Linked DNA regions of Mus musculus: region 1 is linked to region 2. Evidence: chromatin loops called from intact Hi-C (ENCODE). Cell type or tissue: left cerebral cortex. All regions are shown on one strand. Links, peaks and the distances in the headings refer to the core of each region. The heading gives the core; the rest is flanking DNA.

Region 1 (15,193 bases), core at 4,918-12,917, 76 kb after region 2:
TCTAAAGAGAAAATGAGTTTGTGGTTCACAGATTTGGAAGTTTTGGTTCACATACAGTTGGCTCTGTCGCCTTGGGGCCATCATACCGAGGAGGCATAGCATGTCGGGAACATATGGCAGAGCCAAGTTGTTTGGGTCTAGTTTGGAATGAAAGGGGGGAAAAAGAGGAAGAGATCAGGATTGCAAAACCCACCTCACAGAGACACCTAGTGGTCTGAACACCTCTGACTGGGCTGGAGAGCGCTCAACAGTTGAGAGCACTGTACTTCTCCTGCAAAGGACCCAAGTTCAATGCTCAGCACCAGCAGGTCAAGGCCAGCCTACACTTCTAGTTCCAAGGGCACCTACCTTCACATGAGCACACACATAATTTAAAATAATTTAAAAATCTTTTTAAAAATACCTCCTACTAAACTCTATCTCTTAATTTCAACCACTTACCCATAGCTCCATCCTGAGGAAAAAAAAGTCTTTTTTAACACATTGGCTTTGGGAGAACATTCTAGATTCATACTTTACTACACAGCTAAGAAGCACCCACAGTGGTGTTTAATCAAGATAGTCTGGCTTAGCCTGGGGTGCCTCAGTCCTTTCAAGGACAGGAAATGGCAAACACACAGAAAAATGTTAAGCATACAGAGAACCAGGCATGGCAGCACAAAAGTCTAGTCCTTGAACTTAGGAAGCTGGGGCAGGAGGATCAATGAAAGTTTAAGGCTAGCCTAGTCTGTAAAATGGGTTCTAGGCCTGCAAAAGCTACATAGGTAGTGTGTGCCTGTAATCCCAGTACTTGGGAGGAAGACACAGGAGGATCTGGCACTAATGGTCATCTTTGGCTACATAACCAAGTTTGAGGCTAGCCTATTAGACCAGTCCTTAAAGCAAAAAGAGTATATATGTTAAAAAAAAAAAAAGTCTTATTTTGTTAGCCTAGACCATGAGAGCCACAGTTACCAAAAGGTGAAGTAACATTGGAGTAGTGCACTGTGGTGACTTCAGTACTTGGGAGGTTGATGCAGGAAGATCACGAATTCAAAGCCAACCTGAGCTCAGAGACCCTGTCTCAAAAAGTAAAGAAGGGACTGGGATAGAGCCCGCTAGTAGAGCATAAGACCCCCAGTCATTCCTCAGCGCCCCCACCTCTGAAGGCGGGTTTCCAAGGCACATTGATTAGGTCATTCATCTAGGTAGACCAGAAGTCTGAATTAAGACCAGAAGTCTGAGTTAAGGGTTCCTCCTGCCTCCGCATACCAGGATTCCAGGTGTCCCTCACAATGCCTGCCTTGTTACGCCTTATTTCTCTGTATCTGAGGACTGAGCACAAGTCTGGATCTTGTGTAGCTATTGAACCAAGGTCTATCACATAAATGAACCTGTGGACAAGCAGACAAAACTGGGTCAGCTTCTTAGGATGAAGCCACCCATGTCACACTAATCAAACACGCACAGGTGGAATGTGCAAGAAATTGCGATAGAAAGCAGAATGCCAATATTTTTTCTCTGCATGAGGGGCAGTGCAGGGAGAGTCTTTTGTTTCGTGAGTCTGCCGGATGGTAGAATGCTTCAGCTACTGGGAAGAGGACTAAAACAAAATTTATAAGTGTTGTTTATAAAATTCTGGTGTAAGTTTTCTCTCTGGACCAAACCTGCATAAATACATACAAAAAATTAAAAGGTAAAATAAAACTGTTGCCTGATTTCAGAGCACACACGTGCACATGCGTACGTGTACACACACACACACACACACACACACACACACACACACACACACACACACACGAGAGAGAGAGACAGAGACAGAGACAGAGACAGAGACAGAGACAGACAGGATCAGTTAAGAGTATTTGATCCAGGCAGGTGTGGTGGTGCTGTCCTGTAATCCCCCCTACCAGGGAGGTTGAGGAACGAGTAAATTTAAAAGAAAGTAAATTTAAAGACTAGGTTATAGAATTAGTTTAAGGCCTGTCGGGGCCACTTAATGAGACTTGCCTTCATTGAAAAAAGTAAAGAGTGGGAGGGGCTGAGCAAGGAGCTCAGTTGGTAGCGTGCTTGCTAGCACCGATAAAGTCCTAGGTTTGATCCCTAGCACTGCATAAAACTGCACAGGACAGCACGTGCCTGTAATCCCAGAACTTGGGAGGTAGTCACAGGAGCATCAGGAGTTAAAAGCCATCCTTGGCTACATACTGAAGCTTGAGGCTAGACCTATCTAAACAAAGAGAAAAAAAAGAGTAATTATACTAAACAAACATCTCTGCCCTGCAGGTAAGAGTAAACTACCACAAGGAGTCAGGACATGCCATGGCCTGCTCTGCTTTACAGAAAGATGAACAGAAGTCTCTTAAAATTCACCAGAGAGCGGCTGGAGAGATGGCTCAGCAGTTAAGAACACTGGCTGCTCTTCCAGAGGACCTAGGTTTGGTCCCAACCACCCACATAGCGGCTCACAACCATCTGTAATTCCAGTTCCAGGGCTCCAATGCCTCTTTCTAACGTTGGAAGGCACTGGCACATACCTACATATGTGCAGGCAAAGCACTCATACATGTAGAATAAGGTAATTTTTGAAGTCACTGGAGAAACAAACAGAGCCAACTGAGAGTTGGACAGCTTCGTGCATAGGTAATGTAAGCAGGCAGTAGGTGCGGGCTGCAGTCGGTGCGGACTGCAGTCTCTTTTGCTTTATGAACTCGCTGCTGCAACTCATGAAAAGTCTTTCTTTCAACATTAGAAGGATCCTTTTATATGTAAATCATATCCTTAGAGGATATTAATCCTAGCATCACAAAGCCAAGGTACAGCGGGAAATAGATTATAGGTCACTACTGCACTAATTGTGTGTTGAGGGGGGGGGCACAACCAAGTATATGTATGTGCATACATTTGCATGTGTATGCACGTGCATGTGTGTGTGCATGTACATGTGTATGCCTGTGTGTGTGCACGTGTCTGTGTGTGCACATGTGTGTGCACACATGCATGAGTGTGCCAGTATATGTGCACATGCATGTGTGTGCACAGGTCTGCATTTGTGCACATGTAGAGACTAGAGAGCAGTGCTGGGATTCATTGTTTTTTTCCATTTTCTTTTTTTTTATTGCCAGGGGCGGGGGGAGATTAATGCAAGTAGCCAAATTATTTAGTTATAGCATATGGTTACATTAGGGTTTTTTTAATTTAATTTTATTTGTAATTCATTTTTTAACACTCCATATTCCATCCCTTGCCTCTCCCCATCCACCATCTACCTGCTCCATATCCCACACCTCCTCCCTACTCCACCCCATCTCCACGTGGATACCCCCTACCCCCTACCCCACCTGACCTCTAAACTCCCTGGGGGCCTCCAGTCTCTTGAGGGTTAGGTGTTTCATCTCTGAATGAACACAGACCTGGAAGTCCTCTACTGTGTGTGTTGGGGGCCTCATATCAGCTGGTGTATGGTGTCTGTTTGGTGGTCCAGTGTTTGAGAGATCTAGGGGGTCCGGATTAATTGAGACTGCTGGTCCTTCTACAGGGTTTTTTTTTTTTTTCCATTTTCATGTGTGTATGAGTTACCTGTGTGTTGCATGTTTTCACAAGTATGTGGACACATGTGCAAGTGTGTCCTGGTGCATGGGAGGCCTAAGTGATCATCCTCCATCACTCTTCTACCTTATTCTTTGAAGCAGGCTCTCTCAGTCAAACCCAGAGCTCCAGAGATGCCTAACGTTGCCAGCCAGTTTGCTTTGAGGAATCCCCTGCCTCTGCCTCCCCAGGCTTAACTTACAGGCTGGCTGTCATGCCCACCTGACATGGGCATTCTGGGGGTTCGTGAGAGTTCTGGGGATCCAGATTCTGGTCCTCATGTTTGAATGGCACGTGCTTTAACCATTAAACCATCTGCTTGGCTCCAGCATCAGTTAGCTTTCTGAATTACTCTCCATCCTACTTAAGACAGGGTCTCTCATTGAACCTCGAGACTACTGTTCCAGCTGCACTGAGCCAGTGAACCCCCAGACCTCTCTGGTTTCCACCTTCCCAGGGCTGTAATTACAGAGCATGCCACCATGGTCCGCACTTTCTTTATTTCTCTCTGGTTTATTTATTTATTTATTTATTTATTTATTTATTGTGGAGATCAAATCTAGGTCCTCATGTATGGGCATACATACAGTAAGCCCTTTACTAACTGTGTAATCTTCCTTGCCTCTTATTTTAATATGCTAAAAGTAGGTACCAGCAAGATCTCTTTGAATGCGAGGCCATCCTGTCCTACATAGTGAGTTCCAGGACAGTCAAGGCTGTCTCAAAAAAAAAAAACAATAAATAAATTAATTAATTAATTAAAAAAATAGAAATAGGTGGGAAAAGCCAGAAAATTACCTACTACTATTTAAATAATCATTTGCTGGGTGGCCTTCAGCAGGAACTTGGCCTCTCTGACTCTTAAGTTTCAATGATAAAATGAAATGTAAAATGTGAGTAAAATCTATAACAATATAACATACTGATACCTTTCAGAAGGACTTCCAAAACCTAAAAATGCAGAACTTGATGCCTTTGATGTATGGGTTAGACTTGATGCCTTTGATGTATGGGTTAGACGATTTGTGGATGACTAATTTTGTGCCGTGGACTCTGGATGAGCTGCCCCGTGAGCTTTCAGGGGAATCCTCCTGCCTCTGCCTCCCATCTCCTTGTAGAAGTGCTGAGATTACAGGGATATACTCCATCTCTGGCTTTTACATGGGTTCTGGGGTTCTAGACTCAGTTCCCCAGACCTACGGGCTAAGTGGCTTTTACCTCCAGAACCAGCTCCTCCACCGGCAAGGTGCAGACAGAATGCCTTCCTGTCCTGGGAACATCGTCCTTCGGGGTCTTCAGTGGATTGGATGAAGTGCGTGCACGTTACAGAGAGTGATCAAAGTCTGCGTTTGTGCTGACTCAGTTAGGTTTAGTTGAGTGCTGGGGATGAAACCCAGGGCACACATGAGGCAAGCGCAGTAGCATTGGGTGAGCATTGAGTGATACCCCAGCCCTTGAGATGCTAGTCACACCTAAAACACACGTCAGGGCAGCATCTAAATTGGTGTTCAGCCAAACAGCTGGGCATTCTAGCCTAACTCAAGCTGATATAAAATCCACAACCATCGCCAGGCAGTGGTGGTGCACAAATGTAGTCCCAGTGTTCTGGGAGGCAGAGGTAGGTGGATCTCTGAGTTCAAGGCCAGCCTGGTCTCTTATCCACAGAGTTCCAGGACAGTCAGAGCTGTTACACAATAAAACCCTCTCTCAAAACAAAACAAACAAAACAGGGGGTCTATGGCCTTAAAAAAAAAAAAGGATTAGTTTTGTTTTATGTGTATAGTGTTTTTCCTATGTGTATGCTTGTGCATCACACAAATTCAGTGCCTGAGGAGGCCAGAAAAGGGCACTGGGTCCTTTGGGACTTGAGTTAGAGACAGTTATTGGCCAAAATGTAAGGCCTGGGAACTGAACCCAGGTTCTTTAGAAAAACAGTCAGTGTTCTCAAGGGCTAAGCTTTCTCTCCAGCCCCATGATGTTCTTTTAAGAGAGGCCGAGGAGATGGCTGGCCTTTTTCCCTATTGTGTGAGAGACAGTCTGCCAACAGGACGTAGGCTTTTATCATAGCCTCGGGACTTGGACTTCTAGGCTACAACGGTGAGAAAGGTATATTGCTTATTAGCTGCCCAGTGTACGGCACGGCCCCATAGCAGCCCAAGCCGTGTCACATGGGGCTCAAGTTCAGATTTGGTCATAATGTGGGCTTGCCACAAACCTATAGCCTTCTGCCAGATGCTAACAGTTTATAACAATTGGGCAAGAAAAAGGAGACACAGGTAGGGCTGCCTCCATGTTAGTATACCAGATGAATAGATACATGAATGAACAAACAGATAAATAATAGAAAGTGTCTAATAATAGAAATAAAAGGGGGCTGGAGATGGCTCGGCAGTTAAGAGCACTGGCTGCTCTGCAGAGGACCTGGGTTCGATTCCCAGCACCCGCGTGGTAACACACAGCCATCAGTAACTCCAGTCCTGTAAGAGAGCTGATGCCCCTTCAGGCTTCCTCAGGTACTGCATGTATACCCTGCTCACATTGGAAAACAGTCATACACATAAAATGCATTTATTTTTAAAAAAGTAAGTGCTAATAAAGGACAGAACTTGAAGATAATTTCTGCAAATGTTGACACTATAAATGTGTTCACACACATCTAGAAAGCTTTCATTCATTAAAAGTGTTTTGAACAAATGAATAGCCGTAGTCTGGTTCCTACGGGCACTGCGATGTTCGGACCATGTGAGTGCAGGAATGTTGGACTCTGCTACGCTTCATGCGATGTCTTCTCTTTCTATTCTTAGCATATGCTCCTTATACAGAGTGACACATGCACTATGTTCTTGGCTGACTTTTACCCCCATGTAGTATCTTCCTGGGTTTATAGCTGATGCTACAAGGGAGGAAAGACACAGTTGGGGTAAATACCAGCTCTTAGCTCTTAGCTCTACCGCCAATGTCCCTGAGCATTTTGCAGAGCAGTGACTAAGAGAGAAATCAACAAAGTCGGCACACCCCCGCCTTGTCCACACCACTGGCCTGGACGAGCCTGCAGTTTCTATAGCTACAAGCCTGTCTCTTAGGGAGCACAGAGCACCACGCGGGTTGTCTCCCGAAAAAGGCCACATCTGTCCATTATAAAAGATGCAGATCTTGGCTGAAATGGAGATATATTTTCTTTGGGAACTTTAATTAATAAAGTACCACTCGGTGTGAAACGTGATCGAGCAGGGCACAATAGAAATAAATGGGCCTGCTCCTCTCCGATGGAAATAAACAGGCTGGCTTATTACGAGAGCCCACAGGAAGTACAGAGTCTGACCCTGCAATTATCTGCTCATTGCCATGCACTGCCTGCTACTGGCCATGGCTTGTTTCCAGAAGGTCTCCTTTTGTGGGAGACACATGTTGGGAGACCAGGCGAGTGAAACCCATTGCAGGTGTATAGTAAGCGCGCTATGTCACACTAATACTAAAAATAACTCAGGCAGAGCCCTTAACCTTGCTATACTTTCTTGCATATTAGTGGCTTCTTTTTTTCACTGCTGAGGACCAAATCCAGGGCTTTGTGGATACAAGGCTCTACATCCCCATATTAGTGAATTCCTCTAATCCTCCGCCGTCTCTCTGAAGTGGTTATGTAAGACATCTGCTCTTCAGAAGAGAGAAGCAAGCTTCCAAGATGTCAAGGAGCATGCTAAAAGCCACTCAGACAATCAGAGAAAGAATGAAGGAGGCAATTCGGATGTGAGCCCAGGTCCCCTGGTCCTGGACACCGTGGGGCTTGCTACTGAACCAGTGGCAATGTAAAAAAAAACAACAAAAAAACCCCACCACAAAACCCACTTTTGCTCTGAAGTCTTGGGAGAACAATGAGATACAATGATTTGGGGTAAGCAAAGATTGAGGAAGAAATCAGGAGACTTCATGCGGTCACGTGACAGGCTTGTACGGAACAGCATCTCGGAGCCCCAGGAAAGCCACACAGAGCACTCATCAAGAGGAATGGCCTTTGTCATGATTTCAGGGTTAAAATAATAATAATAACATGCTACATTTGCCAGAGGACTCTATTTCCCTGAATTTATTCACATCCTTTCAGAATTAAACTCTAATATACTGAAGCATGAAACACAGTTGTTGCCCCCAGCAAAATGAAGGGCCTTGTCTAAAAACATAAACAAGATTAGAGTAGAGGGACAGAAAATATAAATATGGTCTCTAACGTTTCTGACCTGTGCCAATAGCTAAGAAAAATAGCTGCAAGGATATGCCACCTACCGGTTCTTGGACACTAACTTCATTCATTGATTGTTCCCCTAATGCAGAGGTTCCCAACCTTCCTAATGCTGCGACTCTTTAATACAGCTCCTCGTGTTGGGGTGACCTCCAACCATAAGATGATTTTGTTGCTACGTCATAACAGTAATTTTGCTAGTTACGAATCATAATGTAAATATTTGATATGCCGGATATCTAACACTCAACCCCTGCGAAAGGGTCATTAGACCTCCCCCACACAAGGGCTCATGACCTACAGTTTTGGGAACCACTGCTCTGATTCCTGTGAGAAAAACACCATGGTCATCGCAACAGTTGAGGAAACCACAGCAAGCAGGCGCTGCCTCTCATACTCCCCTTAACCACTTGACACATCAGAGGAGACTCGCACCCTTCTTGAAGGGAGGAGAAATGCGAACAGAAAAATCCTGAGTTTTCTCCAACCTCCCTGCTTTACAAAGAGTTCCTAACTTGTGAGCCGAGGTACTCCCTGGGTTACATTAACAATCCAGTGGGGCCCAGTGAGATGGCTCGGCAGGAAAAGGAACTAACAGACAAGTTTTACAACACGTTCGATTCCCAGAACCTACATGATGGAAGGAGAGAACTGATTCCCGAAAGTTATCCTCAGACCTCTATACCATAGACCACATATATGTGTGTGAGAACCTACACATTCAAAATCAATCAGTCAGTCAATCAATCAATCAATCAATCAATCAATGTAATCCACTAGCAAAGGAGTGGGTCATTAATAGTTATGATTACGTGTGTGTGTGTGTGTGTGTGTGTGTGTGTGTGTGTGTGTGTGGAGAGAGGGGGGGGGCTCAGTGGTTGAGAGCACAGGTTGGTCTTGCAGAAGATCAGAATTCAATTCCCAGTACCTATATGATGGTTTACAACCATCTATAACTCCTGTTTGAGGGGATCTGAGGCCATTTTCTGACTTCCTTGGCCACCAGGCATATAGGTAATATAGATACAGATATGCAGACGAGACACTCGTGAGCATAAAATAAATCTAAAAGATGTTAACCAATCAATACTAAGTTAAATTTTAAAAGGAATTAACATTACGAGGGTTGAGTAGACGGCTCAGTTAGACTGGTTGGCATACAGATGTGAGGACTTGAGTTTGAGTCTCCCAGAATCCACATAGAAACCAGGCATGCTCACAAGCACCAGCAATCCCAGCACTGGGGAGGCAGAGGCCTGTGGATCTCTGAGCCTGCTAACTGGCCAGTTTAAGCAACTTGGCATGTGCCAGGTTCAGGAGAGATTCTACCTCAAAACATAAGTTGGAGACTGGGTAGGGGCACACACTTTTAATCCCAGCACTTGGGAGGCAGAGGCAGGCAGATCTCTGAGGTCGAAGCCAGCCTGGTCTACAGAGTGAGGTCTAGGACAGCCAGGACTATACAGAGAAACCCTGTCTCAATCAGTCAATTGATCGACCAATCGATCAACCAACCAACCAATCAGAGTGATGAGTTAGAAAACAATCAAAGATACCTGAATTGACTACTGTCCTCCACATATAAGTGTATACACACATGCACACACATACACATCCCACACACATACATGCATGAATGCATACGCAGTTTCTAACCAGTTCCTAGCCTGGGGAATTACCACATGAAGAGTAATGGGAGCAGACCGCAAGTGACCTGTTTTGCCGCCCTAAGCAAATGTGTCAATCAACAGCGTCGTGCGCATGCGCATTGATGCTGGTTGTTTGGCGTGAACTCTCCGTGAATATTTCTTCACCCACTTAGCTAACTGCTCCAAGTTTTCTTCAGCGAGGAAATGTGTATAATGAGAGCATAAATTTTAAATCATGTTGAAGTTGAGAGTAATTTAGGGAAAGGATCCTTGGGACGAAGGAGTACAGACTGAAAAAAAAAAAAAACCCAAAACCCTAAAAGTTCTAGTTACTTACTACCTAACAAGAGTCTGTCTAGAACAGGGCATGAGATGGGTGGGCTGGACTCGGGAGAGGGAGCTCTGAAGGGTTACCCACAGCTGTGACTGCCTTTCCCACTTTATTCTAACCACTCCATAGCTAATACGGTTACCTCGGAGGTAGGCCAGGTAGCCTGATAAGGAAACCCTGGCCTTCCCTGTGCTTAGCATTAAACCTACTGAAAGAGACCGGTGTCACACAGGCCCCTGGCGGCACTGGTGGGGACCTCCCTGCCCCTCCTTCATTTTCATCTTTCCGCCTCATTTTGGTTGGAGCTGGGGGCGGGGGGGGGGGCGGCGAGTCTGCGGAGACTGTAAGGCAGACTCTGCTCTGCAGCTGCCTGGATCTGTCAATAATGTCTCCTGACTGTGCACACAAATCCTCGCATTAAACCTTTGGCAACGGATGCAATTTCTTCTCCACAAAAAAAGCTCACAGTCCGTTCCAAAGACACTTAAACCTGAAAGCATGACTTTCCCTTTTTGGCAATGCTGGCAACCAAGCCCAATGCTTCCCACATTCACGGAGGCCAGGCAAGCGCCTACCACTGAGTTTCACCGCCAACTCAAGGACCGTCACTGCTATAGCTCAGCATCACCTTTGGTCAGCATTCAGAGCTATTATGTCACAATATCCAATGAAACACAGGATACAGGTTCTGTTCCTGTGAAGCTTCGGCTATTCTTCTACAGACACAATAACAGAGGATGTATACAGACAGCCATTTTTAAGTCCATAAAAGAAAACCATCTTGTAATGCCGGTTATCTTCCGCAACAACCACAAGCTTCTTGGGGTGGGGACCGTATTTCCTCTTACAGCCTCTGTGTCTTTGTCGTGTCTCCGATATGGTAATCCATTGAGAGCTGTTTTAAACTGAGAACCGCAGGAATGTATGACTCTATGACTCTTCCTAACACACAGCTGCATCGGCCACTCAGCCAGTGGGCGCCCCTGCGGAAGGATGAGCGAGTGGACCAATCCTGACAACAATTTGGTCAAGATGATCCAGCTTTATGAGAGAGAGAGAGAGAGAGAGAGAGAGAGAGAGAGAGAGAGATTACCTTCACTAGTAGCATTGTCCCACCCACAAAAATGGGACAAAATGGTGGTAGGAGATAAATATGTTCTCAGGGCTTGAGCTGAGATAGTTTTTCCCTGACCTTGGACAGACATCAGTGCTCCTGGTTCTTGGGCTTTTAGATTCAGACTGGGACTCAATTCCCTCAGCACTTCTGGTTCTCCAACTAGGAGAAGAAGATCATATGATCTCTCTGCCTCCATTAACAAACCATGGGCGGTGTGACCAATGGAGGGAGAGGACCAGGGATTAGCAAGCAACTCTGCTAGGAAGAAAAAACAAATGCAGAGAGAGGAAGCCACGCATCAGCTCCCTGTGGCTGGAGACAGAGAAGGGCTGCTAAGGAAGCAGCAAGTGACCAGAGGACACAGGGAGCAGGCTCATCCTGGAGGCCAGTCCCCTGTAACCGTGACTAGTCACTTTATACCTAGGCCATAGATGACTCTAAAGTCACTAGGGCTTCTGACGAAGCCTAGGATTTGAGTTTTATCCAGCCCTCAAGTGAGACTGGTTTACAAACTGACCCACTAAAGATCTGTGGATCTCAACTGAAGGATTTTTACCCTTTAAGGGATACATTTGACATGTTTGTTGGCATTCTGGTTGTGAGGAGAAGGGACTGCTGGCTTACAATGTAGAAATTTCAGTTATTGCTAAACACACTAGAATGTACAGGACACTCTCCCTAAGACCAGTAATTATCTAACCCCAGGTGTTTGTAGGGCAGGGGCTGTGAAACCTGCCCCCGACAGTGGAGAGCCACTGATGGGTTTTAAATGGTTGTGTGAGGTTTACTTAGCGATCCCTAGAGTTCTTTCTGAGTGGCAGGAACTATCCTCAGCAGGAGGGGCTCAGAGTTGAAAATAACGTCTCAAGAAACTGCCAGTGGAGGAGATGCACTGAACAGACCCATCAGTAAACAGACTAAATAGCAAGTGAGAGTAAAGTTCGTAGGCCAGTAAAGCAGCCCATGGGGAATGCCTAGGCTAAGACAGAATGGCCTTTGAAGACACCACACAGCAGTAAGTAGGTAAGGTGGTATCGTACATGGGAAGGTCAGAGCAGTCCCAACTCATGAGCAAGGCAAAGTCAGGAACTCGCCTGAGTCCCATGAAGTTTGCCACTGTGGCCAAGGGTAAGTAAGTAAGCCAGAAAGGTGGGGTGCAGGGGAGGGGAAACTTAATAATAAAGCCAGGGGTCAGATTGTGGTCTTGAGGCCATGCCAGCGGATCTAAATTTTACCCTGATTATTGGAAGCACCTGGGGATGTGCAGGGCGAGGTAGGATCTGATTTATCTATAAACAGATTATTCTGCTCCAGCGTGTCAAGGATGCAGCGGGGAGAGAAACAAAGACAAAGAATCTCTTCTGTGGACTGGACAAGAACCGAGGACCAAGCTTGGTGGTAGAGGGAGGGCTCGGAAGTGACAGGAACGGCACGATACCCTAGATGAGTGGCTGATAGTGGGATGAGGGAGAAGAGTCTGAGCCAAAGGGCAGTGAAGAGACCCAGACTAGGAGATTTTTTCCAGTAGGAATAAAGACCACTCATGACAGACAGGTCTGGTTTGAGATATTGACCACGGAGCCAAGGTCAGACCTTGGTTGCCACTTCTGAAAAAGTGACATCATAGTCTATGTCATGAGATTAAAAGGTTCAGGAAGATGGACTGGTGAGATGTGACGAGGGTAAAGGCACTTGCTGCCAAGCCTGATGACCTGAGTTCAGTCCCCAGGTTGTCCCCTGACATCCACACATACATGCACATACACACACACACATATAAATGTAATAACACACAAATGTGTATACACACATATACACATTAAAAGGAAGATGGGCTTCAGTTCGCCAGATGATGGTGTATCACAAACCATCTAATCGTACTTGACAATGTGTCTCCCAGTTTGGAATTCAGTAGAGGGCAAACAAATACCTAACAGCCTTTTCCTGTTCTCCTTCACTCTTTCTAATTCATTATAATACATGATGCTCCACATCTGGTGCTCAAATTCTACATAGGGCTTGTCTTAGTCAGGGTTTCTATTCCTGCACAAACATCATGACCAAGAAGCAAGCTGGGGAGGAAAGGGTTTATTCAGCTTACACTTCCATACTGCTGTCCATCACCAAGGAAATCAGGACTGGAACTCAAGCAGGTCAAGAAGCAGGAGCTGATGCAGGATGTGTGTGATGCAGGATGCATGGAGGTATGTGGGATGTTCCTTACTGGCTTGCTTCCCCTGGATTGCTCAGCTTGCTTTCTTATAGAACCCAAAGGGTGGCAACACCCACAAGTGGCCCTCGCCACTTGATCACTAATTAAGAAAATGCCTTACAGCTGGATCTCATGATGACATTTCCTCAAGGGAGGCTCCTTTCTCTGTGATAACTCTAGCTTGTGTCAAGTTGACACAAAACCAGCTAGTACAGGGGTCTTAGTATATAATCCAGCAATTCTCTGGCAGATCTCCAAACAGCAGCTGAGGGTGTCTAATTCAGCTCTGACATTGTCCCACAGGATGCAGCTCAGTGTCACAAGATCCCCCCACAGATGCCAGTGTGAGATGTGACATGTACTTCTGTCTAGCTTACAGCTAGACTTCCCTTCTTTAGGTCTGAACAGTTTGTGTAAGTGGCTTATGGAACTCAGAAAAAAAAAATGCTCGTCACTAGTGCCCGGTTAGTTTTTCCATCGTTGTAACCAACACCCCAGACAATCAACTCACAAAGAGAAAACATTTATATTGTATGGCTGCAGAAATTCTGGTCCATGATCCAGAGTGATGCATTGCATCAGGATACAGAATGGAGCAAAGCCCCTAAGCCCATAGCCAGGTCCTCACAACCCCCTTTCATGGGCACACACTTAAAGAGCAGGCCCCATCTTGTAAAGGTTTTACCATCTCCCAACAGATCGAAGTTGGGGTCTTTAGAGGACACACTTAAACGTGTACCAATTTGTTAGAGGAGCTATCACCATGGATACAGATAAAGATCCAGAGGGAAAAAGCCAGAGATGCAGAGGGCAAAGCACGTGGGAAGGGGCACAGCACTTCCCACATCTCAGGGTACGCTAGCTGCCCTGCCAGGCACCCCGTGTGCTGGGCTGCCTAGTGGCTCTGCAAACCTTGCCCTTCATCACATAACCGTGGTTGATTGCACAACTGACCTTCTGGGAGGTCAATTCAGTCTCTCTCTTGCTCTGAAAGTCACAAGCCTCGGTCATACCTGGTCTTTCTAGTGAGCAGCCCTTCCTTATCTTGACACTGATTGGGTTGTGAGGCTCCAGTTGCACAAAACATACTTAGCGTTTTGGAAACAATTCAATTAAAAATACATATTTTAAAATATTTATGTGTATCGGTGTGTATCTCTCTGTGCCTGCGTCATGCCGGGTGGGTTGTCTGAGGAGGCAGGAAGAGGGTGTCAGGTCCCCTGAAGCTGGAGTACAGGGGTTGTGAGCCACCTGATTTGTGTGCAAGGAACTTAACTCTGGTGCTCTGCAAAGGCAGTGCATGCTGCTATCTGCTAAGCCATCGCTCTAGTCCAACTCATTCCTCTTGAACATTAACACTTTTTTAATGTTAAAGACAGTGGTGGCATAGGCCTTTCATGCAGAAGCGGGCAGATCTCTATAAGCCTGGCTTAGAGTGAGTTCCAGGCCAGCCAGGACTGTACAGAGAAACCCTGTCTGGAAAAAAATCAAACCAAACTACAACAAAAGATTTTTCAAGGGTGTGTGTATGCTAGTTCAGAGGACAGCTTTAAAGAATCAGCCTTCTCCTTCCACCATGGGAGGCCTAGGGATTGAACTTAGGACGCTGGGCTTGGCATTGGGTAGTTGCTTTTCTCCACCATGTATGTTCCAGGGGCTGGAAACAAGTGGTCAGTCTCAGATGTAAGTGCCTTTACTGAGCCAGGTCATTGACACTTCTGGGCCAGGAAATGGGGTGATGACCAGATACATTCATGTAATCGTATACGATGTAATTATAAATTCCAACGTTGCCGCAAGGTAAAGGTCTGTGAGACATTGACATCAATTTTTTTTTTTTTTTTTTTTTTTTTTTTGAGACAGGGTTTCTCTATAGCCCTGGCTGTCCTGGAACTCACTTTGTAGACCAGGCTGGCCTCGAACTCAGAAATCTGCCTGCCTCTGCCTCCCGAGTGCTGGAATTAAAGGCGTGTGCCACCATGCCCGGCAACATCAAATATTCTTTTATGATGTCCAAGTGATGGCCAATCGGTCAGTTTCTCCTGTTCACTTTTAAAAATTATGTTTATGTGTTTGT
Region 2 (15,193 bases), core at 2,356-10,355:
ATAATCAAGATAAGTCCCCACAGGTAGGCTTAGAGTCCTTTCTCCCAGGTAATGTGGATAATGCTAACCTTAATGTGTGGCCTTGAACCCTGAGTGTGTCTGTGTGTGTCTGCCTGTGCTTATGAGCACATGTGGTGTGTATTTGTGGTGTGTTATGTAGTGTCTGAGTGGTGTATGTGTATATGTATGGTTTAGTGTGTGTGTGTGTGTGGTATGTGTATGTATGTGGTGTTTGTGTGTGGTATGTACGTATGTATGTGGTGTATATGTGTGGTGTGTGTGTGGTATAGGGTATATGGTATGTGTATTTGTGGTGTATGTAGTGTGTTTATATGTGAGCACATGTGTTTGTTATGTATTTGGTGTGTGTGTATGTGTGTGGTGTGTGTATGAGGGGTGTGCATGTGTTTGTAATATGTGTTGTATAGGCAGTGTTAATGTGTTATGTATGTGGTATATGTGTGTGGTGTGTGTATGAGCTATGTGTATGTGCTATGTAGGTATGTGGTATGTACATATGGTATGTGTATTGATGTATGTAGTGTGTATTTGGGTGTGAGGTAGTTATGTATATATGTGGTATATATATAGTGTGTGCACATGTGTACGGTGAGTGGTATATGTCCCTATGTATGTGTCCATGCCTGTGGAGGCCTGCAGTTGATACTGGGTGTCTTCCTCAACCCCTCTCTGCTTTATTCTCTTGCTGTGATTCTCATTAGCCATTTTGCCTCAGAAATTCCCATCCACCCCTCCCGTGTGCTGAGGGAGAGCTGCACAGCTGCCCTGCTTTATGGGGGTGCTGGGGACCTGGATGTCGGTCCTCATGGTTGCTCCTCAAACATTGCATCATTGAGCCGTCTCCCTACCTCGCTTGAACTCTTTTTTTTTTTTTTGGTTTTTCGAGACAGGGTTTCTCTCTATAGCTCTGGCTGTCCTGGAACTCACTTTGTAGACCAGGCTGGCCTCGAACTCAGAAATCTGCCTGCCTCTGCCTCCCTAATGCTGGGATTAAAGGCCTGCCCAGCTCACTTGAACTCTTGGCCCTCCGCCTTCACCTCTGCAGTGCTGAGGTACACGCCGCCATGCTTGGCCCCAACCTTCCTTCTAGCAAACTCACTTCCTTGAATGTCTTTATCACTGAAATCTGGGATATAGACAGTGTGGTCCCACACTCTTTTCTTTCACACCCCTCGACTTGAGCCTGCCGAGCGTCTACCACTGAACCACTCTGACAGCCTTTTCTTTTTCCTTCATTGTGACACAGGATCCACCTGCCTGAGCTCTGGGCAGATGAGATTATAGGCCTGTACCATTACATCCAGCCAGACCCTTAACATTCTGTTTAAAGTCATCTGTCTCCCTAGGGTGGAGATATGACCAATCCAAGGCCAATCAGAGTGTTCCCTGGGACTTTGCCAGGGTCCGTTGGAAAAGATGCTTTCTTCCCCCACTTACTCTATAGGTATTTATTTTATTTTTTGAGAAAGAGTTTCACTGTGTAGCCCTGTGTGGAATGGAACAACCTAAAGACATATAAAGATAAACCCATGTAGGTTCTGAGCTGCCCATAGCCAACTTGCTTGGATTAAAGAAGCCCAAAAAGGACAAACAGCCCCATCATAAAGGCAGAGAGAACAAGGGCCAGGATCTCCCTGATGTGATTCAAGTCTCTGTGTACAACCAAGTCTGAAGCCCTAGACATACAAGCCCAGGGATCCAAGGATCCTAGCACTTGGTGGGCGTCTGCTGTGTTCTGAGTTGTCCAATCACAAAGGCACACCTGACTGGACCAGCATTCTGAGTGATTGTTGATGTGGCTGTTTTGTCTACACTCACACTGTTTTGCCTTCATACACTCATTCTGGGGTGAGATTTTTCTTGCCTGATTGGTCAGTGGTACCCAAGGTCCCTTTGTACCTGAGTCTTAGGGAACCAGAACTCAGAAAATTGAAAACGCGGTACTGATGAAGTAGAGCTGAGGGATGGTGGTAAAGCAACGGTGCCAGGTCCCCGAAGCTGAGCCGGAGCAGCCCAGTGAAGGCGAGAAGAAAACAATCAGAAGGGTTCACAGAGAGGAGGGCTGGCGGCTTGTGGTAAAGACGGCTGCGGTTTCAAAGCCTGGCTCTACAGGGCAAGCCAGGTGACCTTAGGCAATTTACTCCGAGTCCTTGAGTTTCAGTCTTGTCTGGCACACGCGCCGATTGTAACTCAACACCCCGCCCTGCTGGCTCTGTGCTCAGCTTTCTCTGGTGCACAGTGAGAAAACGAAGATTCCTTCCCAGGTTTCTCCAGGATTTGCACTGTCTATGGCTGTGATTCTCAATTTGTGGGTTGAGACCCCTTGGGGTGTGTGTGTGTGTGTGTGTGTGTCACATATCAGATATCCTGCATATAGGGTGTTTACATTACAACTCATAACACTAGTAAAATTACAGTTATGAAGTAGGAATGAAGTAATTTTATGATTGGGATCACCACACCCTGAGGAATTGTATTAAAGAGTCGCAGCCTTAGGAAGGCTGAGAATCTTTGGTCTATTGGTCCCTCGTCCCTGTTCTCCTGGTGCCCATGCACACTGCTGTGGTGGGTATGATGCCTAGATTCCCGGCTCAGCCTGGATCCTCTTAGCTTCTTTGTTCTCCCCACAGAGATCTGATTCTCTGTGCCACAATGTTTGCAGTGAATCACAACTGAAGCTGAGGCTGGGCATGGAGCTGGGTTGGTGGGATGTCTGCTTAGCACGCCCTGGGCTTTGAATGGAAATGAAGACATGACCACTCCTAGGTATGGTGGCAGAGAGAAATTTTTAAGTAGATATGAGGGAGAAAGCAGCCAGAGGCCATCTGAAAGAATCCAGACTGAACCCAGCCATGGGGCATGAGGAGGAAGTAAGAAAGGAAGAGAAGGCACAGGAGGAAAATAGACTAAGAGAGGAGCTGCAGACAACGAGAGAGAGAGAGAGAGAGAGAGAGAGAGAGAGAGAGAGAGAGAGAGAGAGAGAGAGAAAGCAGGATATACCAGGAACCAAGAGAGTGCACAGCCAAAATGGGCTGACTTATACAGGAAGCTGGGGGAAGGGAAGTAGAAGGCCAGCCCTTGGGTGGGAGAGACTTAGGGTAGAGGACGGGACAGGGTGAGGAGTGTGTGGTGGTCACAGGTACTGAGTGAGAACTTGTCTCAGATTTCTTTGATACCTAACAAGCACCACAAAAAATACCAGATATGGTGGCACATGCCTGTCACCCCAGCACTTGGAAGGTAGAGGAAGGAAGATGAAGAGTTGAAATTCATCCTGACCACAGAGCCAGTTTGAAGCCAGTGAGGACTGCATGAAAGCTTGTCTAAAAAGAAGCAAACAAAATTACACTCTGAGTTCCAGAGTGAAAAGACCACTCCTGTTGTTACGTTGTTACTGAATGAATTACTGACTAATCTCTACTGAAATTCTGCCTTTATGCAAATTACTTGTAGCAGAATTTTCCCCAACTAATTTAAATATTAATACAGCAAGAAACCTGTGATGGGACAGGGAAAAGGGAGGCGGAGCTAGGAGTTTCAGAGACAGACAGGGACAAGTTGAGGAGAAGGAAGATGGAGGAAGAGGAAGACGATCCAGATTCCGCGTGGCTTTAAATAGACACAGGGAGCTGTGAATATCATAAAAGGATAGAATAATTGGGATAACTTGTCTAATCTAGGTGGGCAGCTTGTATCATTATCAATTGGCTCTGAAATTATTATGTGGGCATCTTGTAAATTGAGAATTTATTGATATATAAATCTGACTGATTAATTATAAGCTTCTAGAGTTTTGATTTACTGGGTTAAGAGGATTTGCGACAACTAGCCGCAGGGGATAGATGGCTGAGAAAGTAGCATTGAGGCTGGGGGGGGGGGGGACCAGAGCTGGGAAGACCGCAGCGCAGCATGGGGGCTAGCCTAGAGACTAAGAGTAGCTGAGACTAGCTAGAAGTAAGTGCATAGTGGTAATCCTAGCACTCGGGTGGCATAGACAGTGAGTTCTGAGTTCAAGGCCAGCCTGGTCTACATAGTGAGTTCCAGGACAGCCAGGGATACATAGTAAAATCCTGTCTTAAAAAACAAAGCAAAACAAAAAACCAGCAAAAACAAAAACAAAAACAAAAACAACTAAATCCCAAACAGCAACAACAACAAAACTCCACTTACAAACAAAAGCCTCAAAACCCCCAATTTGATCCAAGGAACCGACGTAATAAAGCTTGGTGGGGTGACATACATCTGTATTCTACTACTTTAGTGAAGAGAGAGGATGTAGAGACCATAGTCATTTGGAAGCAGGAGGGCCAGTTCGCCTGCAGTGTATGTGGAAAGAGTGAAGCGACTCCCAAGAGTTGTCTCTGACTGCCAAAGCAAGGCACAACCAAGAGGCTTACTATGTCAGGAGGTGTGAAGGCTGACGGAGGCAGATCCCACTGCAACGGAAAGCTTCCAGAGCATTGAAAGTGTGGTGGCGCACGCCTTTAATCCCAGCACTTGGGAGGCAGAGGCAGGTGGATTTCTGAGTTTGAGGCCAGCCTGGTCTACAGAGTGAGTTCCAGGACAGCCAGGAAAAACCCTGTCTCGAAAAACCAAAAAAAAGAAAAAAGAAAAAAAGAAAGTGCTGATAGACTCCCTCCCCCATCTCCACTCCCCCCAACCCCCCATCCCCCCACCCCCCATCCCCCCACCCCCCCACCCCCGGCAGGTGGTAGGAGAAGCATAATATAGTTCAAGGTGACTGATGGGGGGGGCGGGGGGGGGGAAATAAATAAGGAGAGGAGGAAAGGACATGGCTGCTCCTAGGTGTGGTATATGGCAGCACATAGCCAGGGTCAGAGACATCTGGGAGTGTCCAGAGTAGACATGGCCAGACTGAGCTGTGTGCCCTGTGGGAAGTGGGAGAAGGGAAGGGGGAGGGAAAGATAGGGAGCAAGATGCAGCAGCCAGGAGGTCAAAGGCACAAAGTGGGCAGGTAACCAAACCTTCAGGAAAGAATCTCTTAAGGACTGGGCTGGAGAGTTCAGGGTAGAAGGCAGTATGCCAGCAATAACAGGTAGGGATTATGGGAGAACCTGGAGATCAGGTCTGCTTTGATATGTTAACAGGCCCCTCAGCCTTTTGTCTCAAACTCCCAGAGATCCGCCTGCCTCTGCCTCTGCCTCTGCCTCTGCCTCTGCCTCTGCCTCTGCCTCTGCCTCTGCCTCTGCCTCTGCCTCTGCCTCTGCCTCTGCCTCTGCCTCTGCCTCTGCCTCTGCCTCTGCCTCTGCCTCTGCCTCTGCCTCTGCCTCTGCCTCTGCCTCTGCCTCTGCCTCTGCCTCTGCCTCTGCCTCTGCCTCTGCCTCTGCCTCTGCCTCTGCCTCTGCCTCTGCCTCTGCCTCTGCCTCTGCCTCTGCCTCTGCCTCTGCCTCTGCCTCTGCCTCTGCCTCTGCCTCTGCCTCTGCCTCTGCCTCTGCCTCTGCCTCTGCCTCTGCCTCTGCCTCCAGAGTGCTGGGATTAAAGGTGTGAGCCACCATTACACAGGTTTTTTTGTTTGTTTGTTTGTTTGTTTGTTTTTTGTCTTTCGGGAACAAAACGGAACACAACTTCTCATGGGCATCTTCCCATCTCTGAGTTCACAGAGCGCAGGCCAGTTTGCTTTGAAAGGAAAGAACCCCCCCCCCCCCCAAAACAAAAGTTTGTCTCAGCCTGTGAGCCCGCTAGACCACGCTCTGGGACTCCCTCGGCTCCAGAAGCCTGAGTTAAACAAGCTTTCATTCCATAATCTACCGGGTCTTAGGTTTTTGGGTTTTTTTTTAACGGTAACAGAGAGTACATTAGGCTATCAATCGAGGAAATTGCAACTGGGTTATTACTGTGTTCGCTTCCCTCATCCCAGCCCCCCTCCCCACTAAGATGTATCCTGTGGTTCCGGGAGACCCCAGCTGAGACCCGAGGCCACTGAGTCAGCCTGTGCCGGGGCGCCTGGGGTGCTGAGTTGGTCCTTCCTGACTCAGTGACTGACTGAGCGGCATGCTGCCTGGAAAGTTAATAAGCTTCTGAGGCAGCCATCCCTCCTGTGACGTGGGTTGATGCCGTGAGTGGGCGGGGACGAGTGAGTCGGAGTGGAAATGTCCCTGGAGCATTTGTGAAGCTAAGATGTACTAGGAGCAGGAGGGGACCGTCAAGGGAAGTCACTGCAAAGGCTGCCAAGGAAGACCCAAGCTCTGCACTCGGGGTCTCAATAGCGCAATCCAGCCCTGGTATGTGACCAGCTATTGTACCCCACCACCCACACAAGCCCCTGGTCCCTTCTGCTAATGTCTCTGCCTTGGAGCCAGATGGGGCCCTTCCGTCCAGACCCTCCCGCTAAGTCTTCTATCTACTCTCAATTTTAAGAGGCAGGAGGCGGCGAGAGTGGGAGTATAGCTCACTGGTAGGTTCTGTCTCCTCCTTTTCCACAGCCCACCCCAAACTTAGTCATAATAACTCATGTCTGTGTCACTTGCTGGGGAAGGGAAGCACGGAGGAACAAGCCACAATTAGCAGTGAACCCCAGGAGAGGGAGGGAAATAGAGATGGAGACAGGAAGGCCAGGGGAATGTGACTTAGGGATGGTCAGGAGCTATGCTGACTTCAATAACCAAGCCCTTGCTCTGTGTCAGGCCTCCATCTAGGGAACGTGGACATAGAAATAAATAGGATGTTATCATTGTCCTCTGGGATCTCAAAATCTGCCTTGAAGGACATGAGAAAAAGAGCTGGGGCCGGGCGGTGGTGGCGCACGTCTTTAATCCCAGCACTTGGGAGGCAGAGGCAGGTGGATTTCTAAGTTTGAGGCCAGCTTGGTCTACAAAATGAGTGCCAGGACAGCCAGCCAGGGCTACACAGAGAAACCCTGTCTTGAAAAAACCAAAAAAAAAAAAAAAAAAAAAGAGCTGGGCTTTGTGGGGCAGCATGCCGGTAATCCCAGCAACTCAGGAGGCAAAGCTAGAAAGATACTGTAAATTGCAAGCCACTACACAGAAAGTTCCAGGCCAGCTAGAGCTATATACATAGATCCTGTTACAACAACAACAACAACAACAACAACAGGTTAATTAGAGTGTGCTAATGCTCCAGCCTGAGAACAGCTTGGGGAGCTAAGATGTGTAGAAGGAAAAATCCCAGTGACAGAGAAAGAAGGGGAAATTTCTGAGCCAGATCTCAAGTCCTGTCTAGCCCTCCATGGTCCAGGAGGTTGGGTAGATGGGTCTGAAGCACAGCTATATTAGAGCGGTCTCCTGGGCAGGGAGTTGTCTTTCTGGATTTTGCATGTGTGCTAGCTAGTTTAATGCAACTTGACATAAGCTAAAGCTATTTGAGAGGAGAGAACCTCAGTTAAGAAAATGTCTCTGCCGGGCGTAGTGGTGTACGCCTTTAATCCCAGCACTCGGGAGGCAGAGGCTGGCGGATTTCTGAGGTCGAGGCCAGCCTGGTCTACACAGTGAGTTCCAGGACAGCCAGGGCTACACAGAGAAGCCCTGTCTCGAAAAACAAAAACAAACAAACAAACAAACAAAAAAAACAAGAAAGAAAGAAAGAAAGGAAGGAAGGAAGGAAGGAAGGACTGACGGAAGGAAGGAAAGAAAGGAAGGAAGGAAGAAAGGAAAGAAAGAAAGAAAGAAAGAAAGAAAGAAAGAAAGAAAGAAAGAAAGAAAGAAAGAAAGAAAGAAAGAAAGAGTCTCTATAAGCTAGGGCTGTAGGCAAGCCTGAACAGCATTTTCTTAACTAATGGTTTTTCTTAATAATGGGTTCAGTCCAGTGTGGGTGGGGCCATCCCTGGGCTGGTGGTCCTGAGTTCTATAAGAAAGCAGGCTGAGCAAGCCATGGAGAAGAAGCCAGTGAGCAGCACCCCTCCATGGTCTCTGCATCAGCTCCCACCTCCAGGATCCTGCCCTGCTTGATTGAGTTCCTGTCCTGACTTACTTTGATGATGAACTGTGATGTGGAAGTGTAAGCTGAATAAATCTTTTCCTCCCCAAGTTGCTTTGGTCATGGCGTTTCACCACAGCAACAGTAACACATGCCAACTGATGGAGCTGGTAGCCTTCCTTGCAAGAACTAACCTGCATCAGGAGGCAAGCCAACCATAGCAGCTGGAAGTCAGGTGACCAGCCTAGCAAAGGCGTCACAGGCATCCATCAACGGCCAGCTGTCTGGCGGGGACAGGGAAGTAGCAGCAGTCTAGGAGGACAATCTCATGTTAAGCAAGAGAAGGGCCAAGAGGGGAGCACGTGCAAAGGAAGAGGAACAAGTAGGTAGACTGAGATACTTCAAAGTCACCCTAGGAATCAGGTGGACTTGTGGGGTGGAGGAGGTCAGACAGGCTGGCAGTTCTAAACAGTTTGCGTGGGTGTTTTTGCTTTTGTTTTGACAAAGGTCTCATGCTTCCCAGCCTGGCTGTGACCTTGCTATGTGGCTGTGGCTGGGTGGCCTTGAGCTTCTGGTTCTCTTGCCTCAATCTCCCAAGTGTTTGGATCAAAGCATGCATCACTAGACTGTTTGGTGAAATGCTGGGGACTGAACCCAGGACTTCACACATATTGGATCATCACTATATTAATGCACATACTTCCTGAGCCCGGTTGTTATGTTAGTTTTAGTTTTATTTTATGTGTATGGGTGTTGTGCCTACATGTATGTATGTGCCTATGTGTATGTGTGTGCCTACATGTATGTATGGAGGTCAGAACAGGGCATCTGATCACCTGGAACTGGAGATAGACAGTCATTACCCACTAAGCGGGTGCTGGGAATCGAACCTAGGTCCTCTGGAAAAGCAGAGAGTGCTCTTAACCCCTGAGCCATCTCATCAGCCCCATTTTTATGTTTTAAAGTTATTTAATTAAGATTTTTACACTTTAGCTGGGTGTGGTAGTGCTAGCCTTTAATCCCAGCACTTGGGAGGCAGAGGCAGGTAGATCTTTGTGAGTTCGAGGCCAGCCTGGTCTACAAGGTGAGTCCAGGACAGCCAGGGCTACACAGAGAAACCCTGTGTTTGAAGCATCTGTTTCCACCTCCCCCCCCCAAAAGTTCACATTTTATTTACTTGTGTGTATGAGAAAGTGTGGGAAGCGGGTGGGGCCGCAGGCCCTGTGAAACCCACTTGTTTACTGCCTTGCCCGAGCATGCGCAGTGAGGCTGCAGGAGTGGGCTGCCTGCCAGGCTGGACAGTTCCTCGTGATCCAGACCTGTCAGCCTATCTGTGAATGATCTAAGCTCATGCTTGGAGCGTGTTGAATTCTGATTGGATGAGGTGGGGTGGCGCTAGAAGGAGGTAAGTCAGCGTGAGTAGTAGTAGTTTTAGCCTTTGCCATGAGTAGAAGTAGAGTAAGAGAAGCTGTTGTAATAGGAGTAGTTTAGCCCTTGCCCTGAGAAGAAGCTGCTGGGGAAGAGAGCTGTAAAAGAAAAAGCCCGAAGTAAAGTTGCTGCGTAAACCCAACTTGGTGTCTGTGTCGCCACTGGCTGGAGTAGGACAACGACAAGAAAGAGAGATGGGAGAAAGAAAGAGCGAGAGAGATAGAAACAGAGTCATCCTTTATTTATTTACTTTTTTAAAGATTTACTTTTCATTATATATATATATATATATATATATATATATATATATATACATGTGTGCCTATGTGCATTCAGTGCCTGTGTGGCCTTCCACCCTCTGGAGCTGGAGGTGAAGACTATTATGGGGGTGGGGGGCTGAAGCGGGTGCTGGGATCTCAGTTCCTGTGCTCTTTTCAGCCCTATTTATTTATTTTCTGATAGCAGGTTTTATTATGTAGCCGTGTCTAGCCTTAAACTCTCGATCCCCCTGCCTCAGACTTCTGAGTGCTATTACCACCATGCACGGCCACACTGGTCTCTTTTGCAAGCATTTATCCAACATCATGGCAGAGTCAGCCAGACCAGCTCTGCTCAGTCACACAAAATCCCGACTCAGATGCTACAGAAGTGAATTGAAGGGGATAAGGAGCCACCAGCAACAAATGGCCAAAGGGACTGTCTCCAAGTGATGGAAACACAGATACAGAGACCAGCTGAAAGCCAAGCCCATTTCCTCCATGTAAAATTAGGAAGAGGGCTGAAGAGATGGCTCAGAGGTTAAGAGCACTGACTGTTCTTCCGAAGGTCTTGAGTTCAATTCCCAGCAACCACGTGGTGGCTCACAACCATCTATAATGAGATCAGAGGCCTTTTTCTGGTGTGTCTGAAATCAGCTACAGTGTACTTACGTATAATAAATTAAACACATAAATCTTTAAAAAATTAAAAAATAAAATCAGGGAGAATGTGTCTTCACAGAAGCCCAAGGAAGGAATAAAACATAGAACCTAAAGTTGGGAAAGTCAAAGATGTGCTCTCCAGTGTCAGCTGGATGGCCCTGGGAAAAGTCACCCAGTTCTGAACTTCTCTGTCCCTACATCTGTCACCAGGGATCCTATCAGCCCCCAATGGATCAGCTGAAATAAGACCTGTGTTTAAAACGGCTATGCAAACTTTAGTTACCATAACCTTGTCCGAAAATAAACCCACAGCAAGGGGACTCTGGAGACGGGTTCATGTCATCCTGCTTGCCATTTGGCACCAGTGGTTGGAGACTCACTGGATGACACAGCAAGTCAGCAGGGGAGCCAAGGCGTGAAGCCATCTAAGCGATGGATGCTGGTACTGTCAGCAGAGCCAGCCAGAGCCCGACTTCACACTGCAGGTCTGAGCTTAGACTGCTCCCATGGAGTCCAATGTAGATGTGTGCTTGAGGGTGCCATGGGCAGCCAGAGATTTTTACTAAGAGGTAGCTGGATGAGATACCCAGGAGGCACAGAGACAAAGGACACTAGAAGTAGGAGACAAATGTGCCAGTGGGCCATCTGTCTGAGGATTAGAGAGCAGATAGGATTTCTTCTCTTATTTTTGTCTTTTTTTAAAATTACATTTTATTTACCTATTTATTTACCTGTTTATTGGGTGTGTCCAGGCACATGTATGCTTCTGAAGGTCAGAGGAGCCTTCAGGAGTCAATTCTCTCCTAACATCATGTGAGTCATAGAATGGAATTCTTGCTGTCAGCCTTGACTTCAACCCCCTGCCCAAAAGTCATCTTGCTGGTACCTCAAGACAGGGCAGCCTTGGCTGGCTTGCTATTCACTATGAAGCCCAAAGTGACCTTGAACTTCTGGTCCTCCTGCCTCTATCTTCTGAATAAGTGCTCAGATTGTAATGTACAACACCAAGCCTGGTCTATGCAGTGTCTCTGAGGATCTAATCCGGGGCCTCATGGATACCAATGGAGCTCAGAGTTCTCATGTAGAGTAGGCTAGACTATATAGCTGAGAATCACCTTAGACTTTGAACTCCTCATTCTCCTAATGCTGCCATTTTTCAAGTTCCCTCACCTTATAAGAGTTGATTTGTAGCCAGGAGGTGGGGACCTGACCTGTAGTCCTATACTTGAGAGACAGAGACAGGAGAATCAGGCTTTGGTGTTGGTCTACCATGTCTGGGCAGCTCCTATGAACTCAGTGTAAAATGGAAAACTCCCTTTCTCAGCAGGGAGTCCTCTTCTCTGCCTGATCGGGGGAGCCAGACCACACATCTTCTACCTGAGGAAGAAGATGTCACATCACATAGTCCTTAGCAAAGTTACAGGTTCAACTTCCCGGAATGCTTCTCCATGCAAATGAGGCATTCCCAGTACTTTTATTTATTTATTTATTTATTTATTTATTTATTTGTTTGTTTGTTTGTTTTTGAGACAGGGTTTCTTTGTATAGCCCTGGCTGTCCTGGAACTCACTTTGTAGACCAGGCTGGCCTTGAACTCAGAAATTCGCCTGCCTCTGCCTCCCAAGTGCTGAGATTAAAGGCGTGAGCCACCACTGCCTGGCCATTCCCAGTACTTTAAATTCCAGCAAATGATTTACATGCACCCTGAAACGCCCCCTACACTCTCCAAGGTTCATATAATCTTGTTCACCCCAATAATGTACGTGCACACAAGTTCTTTCACTGGCCATCATCTAAGGAGCTGTTTTGCTGAATACTGCCAAAAAGAGCTGTAGCACTAAAATCCTCAGAGAACACTCACGACCCCCATAACCACCCCCCCCACTCATTCCTAGACAGGGATCCTGCTTACCCACCCAATCCAGTCCCCTCTCCATCCTTTCCTGCTTGTGTGCAGTGATATCTGAACATGCTAAGGGAGGACTCAGGCATAGAACCACACTTTAGCTACACAGTAAGTTTGAGGCCAGCATAAGCTACATGAAACCTTACCTATAAAAATAATAATAAGAGCTGGAGAGATGGCTCAGTAGTTAAGAACCTTGACTGCTCTTCCAGAAGTCCTGAGTTCAGTTCCCAGCAACCACACGGTGGCTCACAGCCATCTTAATGGGATCCGATGCCCTCTTCTGGTGTGTCTGAAGAAAGTGACAGTGTACTCACATATGTTACAGAAATAAAATAAAATAAATCTAAAAAAATAAAATAAAATTTGAAGTCAGATTTGCTATGCTAGAATTCACATATAAAATACATCCTTTTAAAGGATACTATATAAAGTATACAGTAAACTGTGTGTGGTGCTGCATACCTATAATTCAGGAGTTAAAGGCAGGAAAATCAGGGGTTCAAGGCCATCCTCACCTACATAGCCGTTCTGAGGCCAGCCTATGTTACAGGAGACTCAAAAAATAAAATAAACCTAACGCGTAGAGGTTAACGGCTTTTGCGCATATTTGCAGTGATACTAATTCACAATAAACATAACATGTCCTTTATCCCATTAGCAGCCATTTTCTCTCTCATTTCTCTTTTAAGTCCCAGACTTGGGAAAACAGGAATCTATTTTCTCTATAGATTCTCCTCTTCTCGACACTTCATTAGATAGAACTGAACAACCACAGTCTTTGTGGCATAATGACTTCAAGGTCCATCCACGCAGTGGCCTTCGTTTGGATTTCTTTTTCATGGATGGATAATATTTTATTGAATGGAAGTACTACATTTTTGTGTCCATTAGGTAGAAGGACTTTTCAGTTGTTTCTATACCTTCTGGCTGCTATAAACATGTATGTGTGAATTTTTGTGGCGCTACTTTTCAAAAATCTTCTCTTGGGTATGCAGTCAGTTCTGTGCATTTAAGGGTTCAGTCAGTGTGGGTGGCCGTGTGGGGGCTGGGAGCTGCCTCTGTCCTGAATGTGTGGATGCCATTCCCCCTTGTCATTCCTAAACTATACAGTATAGCAGCTTTTTACGTCACATTTACGTTGTCTTAGCTGCCACAGTTACCGAGATAACAGTGTAAAGAAGGTGTGGAGCCTGAGGAAGGAGTATGGGACTTCAAGGCCAGCCTAGGCTACAGAGTGAGACCTTGGTCTCAAAATATCAACAAGTTAACTAAATTAAATGTAAAAATCTAAAATATATAGGAAAGGTTAAGGCCTGGGTTCAATATCTAACAGCACATTTGGGTGCACACACATATGCATGTACACATGTGAGCACACACAAGTGTTTGGGAAGATGTTTGCGGGTTCTAAGTAAATGTACTATTTTACATATAGGACTTGAAAATCTATAGATTTTTATATCTTTGTGATGTTTTAAACATTTATTATTATTAATTTTATATGTATGGGTGTTTTGCTTACATGTATGTCTTCATACCATATCTTGTATCCCCTAGATCTTGAGTTATAGTTGGTAGTTAGCTGGCATGTGGGTACTAAGAATCAAACTCAGGGCTTCTGGCAAAGCAATCACTGCTCTAAACTGCAGAGCCATCTCTCCAGGATCCCTCTTCAGGATTTTTGTTGAGTTTTGAGGTTTTGTTTTTAAAGATTTATTTTATTCTGAAGTGCATCTCTCTCTCTCTCTCTCTCTCTCTGTGTGTGTGTGTGTGTGTGTGTGTGTGTGTAAGTGTATGGGTATGCAAACAGTAAGTGTGTCCAGATGCCCTAAGAGCGCAGAAGTATTCGATTCCCCTGGAATGGAGTTACGGGGATTTGTGAGCCACGCAGTGCAGTGTGGGTGCTGGGAACTGAACCTCAGTCCTCTGCACGAGCAGCAAACCCGCTCAGTCACGAGCCATCTCTCCAGACCTTAGAGGGTTTTATGTTTGTTTGACTTGTTTTTTCACTTGTTTGTTTGAGACAGGGTTTTGGTTTGTAGTCCAAGCTGGCCTTCGATTCCTGACCTTCCTCCCCTGCCCCCGAGCACACTATGCTGGCTTCTGGGCTGTATTTCCCCTAATAGAGTAGCCTAACCTTAATGCTGTGCACTGAGCTCTTGATGGTTCTTACTATAAAGGACTATGGCCTTGTCCCTTTATCGTCCCTGCATCTGGATGAGATAGTAAGAAATGAACACCTGGGAGATCCCTTGGAACCCATTCTTGCTTCTTTCTATTACCTAAGGGACCGGGCAAATGACTCATCTCTGTTGTTGAGACCAGTCACCACAGCTGACCCTGCGTCTTCCCTTCAGCTTTTCTTCCCATCAGAGAGTGGAATCTGGCCAAACGGAAGGCCCCGGTCTCTATCGAGCAGCCATCAAAAGCCAACGCTGGCTGCTGCAGATGTAACTCGGAGGTAGAGGGTTTGGCTAGCATGCAGAAGACCCTGGATCCCACCCCAGCGCTGCAAACCTAACAACACTCACAAAAAATGAACGCCTGTGCTATCGGGTGTCACAATGAAGAGTCACCTGCAGCCAAGCACAGAGTGTCCCCGGTGTGTGGAAGAACAGAGAGGACAGGCAGTGACAGATGTACAGGCTGCAAACTGCAGTGCTGATCTACTCAGAGCCCGCTCCTTCTCCCCAGGGCATAAACCTTTCGAATGACAAGGAAGAACTAGAAAAACAGCTGTGGCAAGTTCTCAACAACTGGCTGAGATGCTTGGGGTGTCTGCTAGCCAACGCTTAGGCATTTGGTGTCTACCAGAACCTAGACATTAAAGCATGGATTGTTTCCACAAAGGAGGGTAAGAAGTGGCTTGAAGACAGCAAGATTTAGCTCCAAATGTCAGGACCCAGCACTAAAGAAGGCAGGAAGCAGGAGGAATCTCTGTGAGTTTCCAGATAGCCAGGGCTATATAGAGAGACCTAGTCTCAAACAGCAAGCTATCCTTGGCATTGGCGTCCTTGGTATA

What was found. Peaks named below come from ENCODE experiments on the same cell type or tissue, not always from the same donor. Only the 100,000 strongest peaks of a DNase experiment are listed, where the experiment ranks them.
Region 1: a loop joins it to region 2, with 9 times the contacts of the local background. A loop is called at or near these places in 3 of 42 quality-filtered maps.

Annotation. Positions count from the first base shown.
Region 1 is chr15:81,284,357-81,299,549 of GRCm38, forward strand. No RefSeq gene overlaps it. Among named protein-coding and RNA genes, the nearest start is that of Gm52179, 31 kb to the left of the region's middle. In left cerebral cortex, for the core only: a CTCF peak has its summit at 6,081; DNase peaks (open chromatin) are centred at 6,608, 7,150, 9,592 and 10,272.
Region 2 is chr15:81,211,036-81,226,228 of GRCm38, forward strand. It overlaps Gm31608 (a long non-coding RNA gene), which reads left to right and starts at 6,114. Exons shown (of 3, transcript XR_003951508.1): 1 at 6,114-6,263; 2 at 14,459-15,025. In left cerebral cortex, for the core only: no CTCF peak of the experiment used is centred there; DNase peaks (open chromatin) are centred at 6,105 and 6,419; H3K27ac peaks cover 636 bases.